2 separate regions of the Mus musculus genome follow, and region 1 is linked to region 2. The links are chromatin contacts, found by Hi-C or POLR2A ChIA-PET in ENCODE. All regions are on one chromosome and are shown on one strand. Each heading gives the region's core, a stretch centred on a gene start or an enhancer-like site at or near the end of the contact. The rest is flanking DNA. Distances are from core to core; before and after follow the strand shown.

Evidence for each region. Hi-C counts contacts between places; a loop is a spot of excess contacts on that map. ChIA-PET counts read pairs that join two places held with the same protein, here RNA polymerase II (POLR2A).
Region 1: a loop to region 2 is called in a map of left cerebral cortex, with 2.0 times the contacts of the local background. The contact joins the promoter of Ipo5 here to the enhancer-like site in region 2. A Hi-C loop is called at or near these places in 2 of 37 maps with a recorded cell type or tissue (heart and left cerebral cortex). POLR2A ChIA-PET finds 5 or more read pairs at or near these places in 4 of 5 experiments (Patski and embryonic stem cell).

The regions. Positions count from the first base shown.
Region 1 is chr14:120,909,815-120,912,514 of GRCm38, reverse strand. Ipo5 (importin 5) reads right to left here and starts at 1,321. Exons shown (of 26, transcript NM_023579.4): 1 at 1,172-1,321. The coding sequence starts at 1,261.
Region 2 is chr14:120,865,909-120,868,655 of GRCm38, reverse strand. No RefSeq gene overlaps it. Among named protein-coding and RNA genes, the nearest start is that of Gm52124, 16 kb to the right of the region's middle. Within about 2 kb of position 1,307, at least 2 of the 3 ENCODE cell types and tissues checked have a DNase peak (open chromatin) inside an H3K27ac peak, as active enhancers do; they include left cerebral cortex, where a contact is called at or near this core.

The DNA.
Region 1 (2,700 bases), core at 72-2,571, 44 kb before region 2:
GGCTGGGGGACTGCCACAGGTTTGAAGGGCCTGTGTAAACTAGAGAGCCAAACATCGCTATCTCCCCTCCCCCCAAAATTAAAAGCACCATTAAGAAGGACATAGTTTAAAGCACCATTTCACACAGAAGTTAAGTCTCCAACTTCTTTACTTACTAAAATCTAAGTGTGGCCAGATTATCCATTCTACTCAAAGCGAAATTAGCAACTGTTTTAAAAGACAGCTCCCAACTTTAGGTCGGTAAGTACAAGACATGTCAACGTCACTAGCTATATATAAAAGACATCTTTGCTTTGTAAGTAAAGCTATTCACACATCCTCAGAGTCTCCTAAAAAACTTCAGACCCATGGGTCGTAAGGAGCTCCACGTATCAACTTTCCTAGAAATTACCTCACAAAAATCTGAGCTTCAACACTAACAATGTATCTTCCGTCTTCTAGTGAGCTAATAATATTATTGCTAGCTTGCAAATGGGCTTATAACTGTATCTGAAATGGAACCCTTGATCTAAGACTGATTGAGAACGATCTGTGTTATATGAAAAAGAGATGGCACTGGCCCAGTTAGACAGCCACAGCCCCCAGTATATCCCGTTTATAAGCCCAAATCTCTAGAGATCAAACAAGATTCGAAGGAAGAAGAGCAGAGCGAGGTGGTCAAGCAGGGATCCCTCAAAGGCAACTTCACACGATCTTGAAGGGACCGGCGTGTGCAGTTCCTTTTAGAAACCAGAAAGGGGCTCGGGGGAAAGACGCCGTAAGGCAGCGACAGGCAGGACACGCGTTCTCCCTGAGCTGGGATGGGGAAGGGAGCGGCTGGGGTGGTGGGGGAAGCGGGACGGGTCAGGAGCTGCCGGGGTCTGGCCGCCCGCGAGGGCTGGCGGGCCACGCGGGGAGGGAGAGCAGGGCTGGGGTGCAGGGCCCGCGGGCGGGGCGCGTCAGGCGCGGTGGCACGTGTGCGCGGGTCGGCGGCGAGGCAACCGGCGCCGCCGCCGCTGCACGGGCCGGAAGGGCCGGGGCCGGGCGGGAGGCGCGCACGTGGGCTGCGGGGCCGCTGTCCGCCAGCCGGGCCGACCCGCGCCGCTCGGCCGGCCGGCCGACGAGCGCCCAGGGCCAGCCGGCCGGCCGCGGAGGAGAAGGATCGGCGCGCCGGGGCCGCCGATTCGCTTACCTCCGCCTGTTTCCGGACCACATTGTCGGGGCTGAGCAGGTTTCCCAGGAGCAGGTAGAACTGTTGCTGCTCCGCCGCGGCCGCCGCCATTGCGCTAGGCGTGAGAGAGAGAAGGAGGGAGCTGTGAGGCGCGCTGGCGGGCCGGCGGGAGGGTTGGGGGCGGGCCCAGCGCGGCGACCGGCACCAGCGGCGGCGCGGGGATGAGGGGCCGGGCGAGAAGGGCGGGGCCGAGGGGGCCGAGGGAGGACGGGGCGGGGCCTCGCGCCCTCTCACCCGGCCGCGGCCGCCGACGCCGGCGTCCCATTGGCTCGCGGCGCGGGGGGCGTGCCCGAGGCCGCCCCCCCTCGAGGGCCACGCCGATTGGTCACGCACCCTGCGGTGTCGTCACTCCAGCGCGCGCCGGGAGGCGGGGCTGGCGGGCGTGTGTGGCGGCCAGAGGGCCGCTGTTAGGACGAGGTTGGGGTTCCCGGGGCGCGGGTTGGGAGGAGCCGATCCGGCTGGGCCGCCGCGAGGGGCGTGAGGCCGGGCCCGGAGGAGGGGCCAGCTCCTGAGCGCGGGAGATTTCGGCGCCGCGGGCTGGCTGGACTCCCTTTCCCTGCCGCCCGCCGCGTAGCCGCGCCTTAGGGCTTTGGGGCCCCGGGACCCCCCTCCCTAACCCCATCCCAATCCCCCCAGCAGCGAGCACACACGCATACACACACCCGCCTCTGCAGACCCCTCCATCTGTCTGGCCCTGTGGTGTCGTGTCGTCCCCCTCAGCCTGTGACTCAGGCGGTCCCTACCCTCCTCTGTCCTGTGACTCACGTCCAGGGACTGTCCCGGAAGAGGGGTTGCTCATCACGGACTCTTCCCCCCTGCACCTCTCCGTCCCGGATCAAATCACGCACGCTCCCCACCCGGGAACTGCCACCCATCCTGGTGTTTGGAGCTTCCTTGCTCTCTAAGGATGGGAGAAGTCATGAGCCACTCCCTAACGTGGTCGATCCATTGATAGTTGATGCGTGCCAGCATGGAGGGGACCAGAGGCTGCCTCCCTCTCACCTCCTAAACTCTAGTGCTTAAACACCAGCGTTGGCCCATCTTTCTATCTGGGACTGCCTAAACAGGAGAGAGCAGAGCTCAAACTGAAACACTTTGAGAATCATGTCCTATTCAGAATCATGTCTAATGTCCACAGACTCAAATGCTCATATCAAAAGAAAAAAATAATGTATGAAATGGTCCTACACTGAAAAAAAAAAAAAAACAATGTGGCCCAAGAATGAAAGAGCATCCCCAGTTGGAAACTAGTTCTACAAAATAGATGCGCTGGCCTCCAGAAAAGCAGAACGTAATCAGGGTTGCAGCTACACCTATAGAGGGGAGACCTTTCTCCACAATTCAGATTCTGTTGTAAAAATCTTGACTGGCTCTCAGCTCCCAAGTTTATCCCAGCTCCTGTTTGCCCAGACTCAGTTAAAAGCCTACTGTGTGTCCAAAGCATTGCCCAAGTTGAGGATGACAGCAGGTGAAAAGGGGGATGTATGTCT
Region 2 (2,747 bases), core at 58-2,557:
TCTTGCCAAATAGACTGTGGGCCAGTTTGGGTGCTTTCCAAGAAGTGTTTGAGTTGCTCGCGGAGCAGCCCATACAAGGGCTGTGCTTTAAGGATGACATAGCAATCTGTGCTGGATTGAAGAAAACAGGGAAACAACCGCAGAGCAATGGTTCTCAGCCGACATTTTCAGAAGCACTATTTAACTGCAGGAGTCAATCAGTTTAGCCACCACTTAAGACAATCTGGGCTCTGTATTTTTTTACAAGACAGAATGATATAAAACACTGAAACCAAAAAGCATATTTCTTTTTTGCCAGTTGAAGGCTGAAAGCGTTTTAACTGACACAGAGTGGATCCCTTAAAAAGGCAAGCGACCTAGCAGATTCTTTTTAAAAGATATACATGTTGTTAAGTGTCTGTAAGGACGTATTGTGTGCATGATGTGTGTGTGTGTGTGTGTGTGTGTGTGTGTGTGTGTGTGTGTGTGGTATGCAAATACATGCAGGTGCCTGCAGAGGCTAAAAGAGGGCTTCCTGCCCCTGGAGCTGAGTTTCAGGTGACTGTGAGTCACCTTGAATGGGAGCTGGGAACTGAACTTGGGTGGTCTGCAAAATCCGCATGCACTCTTACTGAGCCACCTCTCCAGCTCCTGTATCTCCGCGTCAGTGACTGTAAACCTTTGTGGAATAGATGACGTTGGTGCTGACACCTTTGCGGTTTTGGCACTCTCCCAGCATAGTTCATGAATTTGAGCATGATGCCACCATGATCACATGAGAAAATTCTAGAAAAACTCTAGGAAGAGCTCGAAAGGAAAGCCATGATTTTTTTTTATTATGTCTTTTCATTTGAATTTCCATTTTTTTCCTGATACTGGGTTATTGAATGTTTGACTTCCATAATTTTTCTGGTCATAGCATTTAAGGTATTATTAAAATTATAAACACATTAGTCACAAGTCGCAAAATTAGATTTTTGCCTAATAACGAAATGATTGTTTTGTGTTTATGAATACAAAGGCTACATTTTAAAAATAGATGCAATCTTATTTTTGTGATTTTTCTTCTTAGATGTGATTTGGACCCCGTGGAACACTTTTAGAGTGCCAGATTATTTCATATGGGGAATGACTATTTTCGTTTGCCATCTCAAAGACAGTCTTGGAGCTAGCAATCTGGGAGTAATTGCAATATGGAATAAAAAAAAAATATCTTGCGGCAGCAAGTGAAATGGACACATCTCTTCAGCCATGTGATAGCTGATTTATCTCATGCACTGCCTCAGACATCAGGAACCTTGGAAGGACTCCTGGTGTTGAAGGATAAGGCAGAGGAGTATTCTAGAGAACTAGAGTTTATTTTGGCTTCAAAGCTGGTTACTATTCTCAGAGACAGAAAACTGGGCAATAGCAAGCTGTAGCAGAAGGACGGCTTCAACAAATGAGCTTGATACATTGTTTTAGGAATCCCTCCCAGGGCCATGTCACAGTGCCTCATTGCTTTACATACGGTATCAATTGCATCTTATTTATGCGACCTGCTTTCCTCGAAAATGTCAAGGATCAGCTGCATTGACACATGTCATCAATCTCAACTCGAGGGCTCTTCGTTCAATCACCCAGTAAAACATTTCACCACTGTGCCTTCCTATACAAGTGACCTCTTGTGTGTAACTGGTCCTCTGGTGCTAGCCAACTGAAGGTTTGATTTACTTAACATGGCTCCAACAGTTCTCAACATCCCTTGCAGTTGAACCGTGGACAGATATCGTCGTGACCAGGCTTTTGGGCCATGAGCAAAGGATTCTCTTGTCATCCGTGGTGTTTTATTTTCTTGGTTTGTTTTTTTAACGTGTATTTAATGCATGTATGTCTGTGTGCCGTGTGCATGCACTTCCCGAAGAGGTCAGAAGAGGGCACTAGAGCCCCTGGATTCACATGCCATGTGAGTGCTGGGAATTGAACCCAGGTCCTCTGGAAGAACAGCTAGTGCTCCTAACCACTGAGCCATCTTCCCAGCTCCTGGTTTGATTCCCTTTTTCTTCTTTCCTCCGTGTGAAGACATGATTAAAAAAAAAATCATTTTGGTGGCAGAGAGAACAACAGCCACCAACACCTTCAACAGCGACCAAGCCTACTGACATCTTGGATTTCCCAGCCTCCAGAACTTTGAGAAAGCAAGTTTCTGGTTTTATTTATTTATTTATTTATTTATTTAGGTTTTTTCAAGACAGGGTTTCTCTGTGTATCTCTGGCTGTCCTGGAACTCACTCTGTAGACCAGGCTGGCCTTGAACTCAGAAATCCGACTACCTCTGCCTCCCGAGTGCTGGGATAAAAGACGTGCGCCACCACTCCCGGCGGTTCTGGTTTTTATAAATGATCCAGTCATTAGCATTTAGTTATAGTAGCACAAGCAGACTAAGGACTACCAGTTAGAACCAGTATAACATTGGCTTTTGCTATGAATAAATACCAAATCCCAATAGTATAGCAGAGTGAAAGTTTCTTTCCTGATCACAAAGTGATTATTGCAAGCTTAAGATCTCTCCAGGGACACACTCCTTGGTGTGTCCACACAAAGACAGCAGCTCCCCCTTGTCAAAAAGGTTATGACCAAAAGGAAGTCAGTTATGATAACCCTGTTTAGTTTTCAACTACTTCACACCAAGACTACCGGGGGTGCCAGAAGTTCTCTGCCATGCTTCTCTCAAAGAAGTGAAAAGATCAGCTAAGGCTCAAGACCAAGAAGCATTGCAAAGCCAGCTA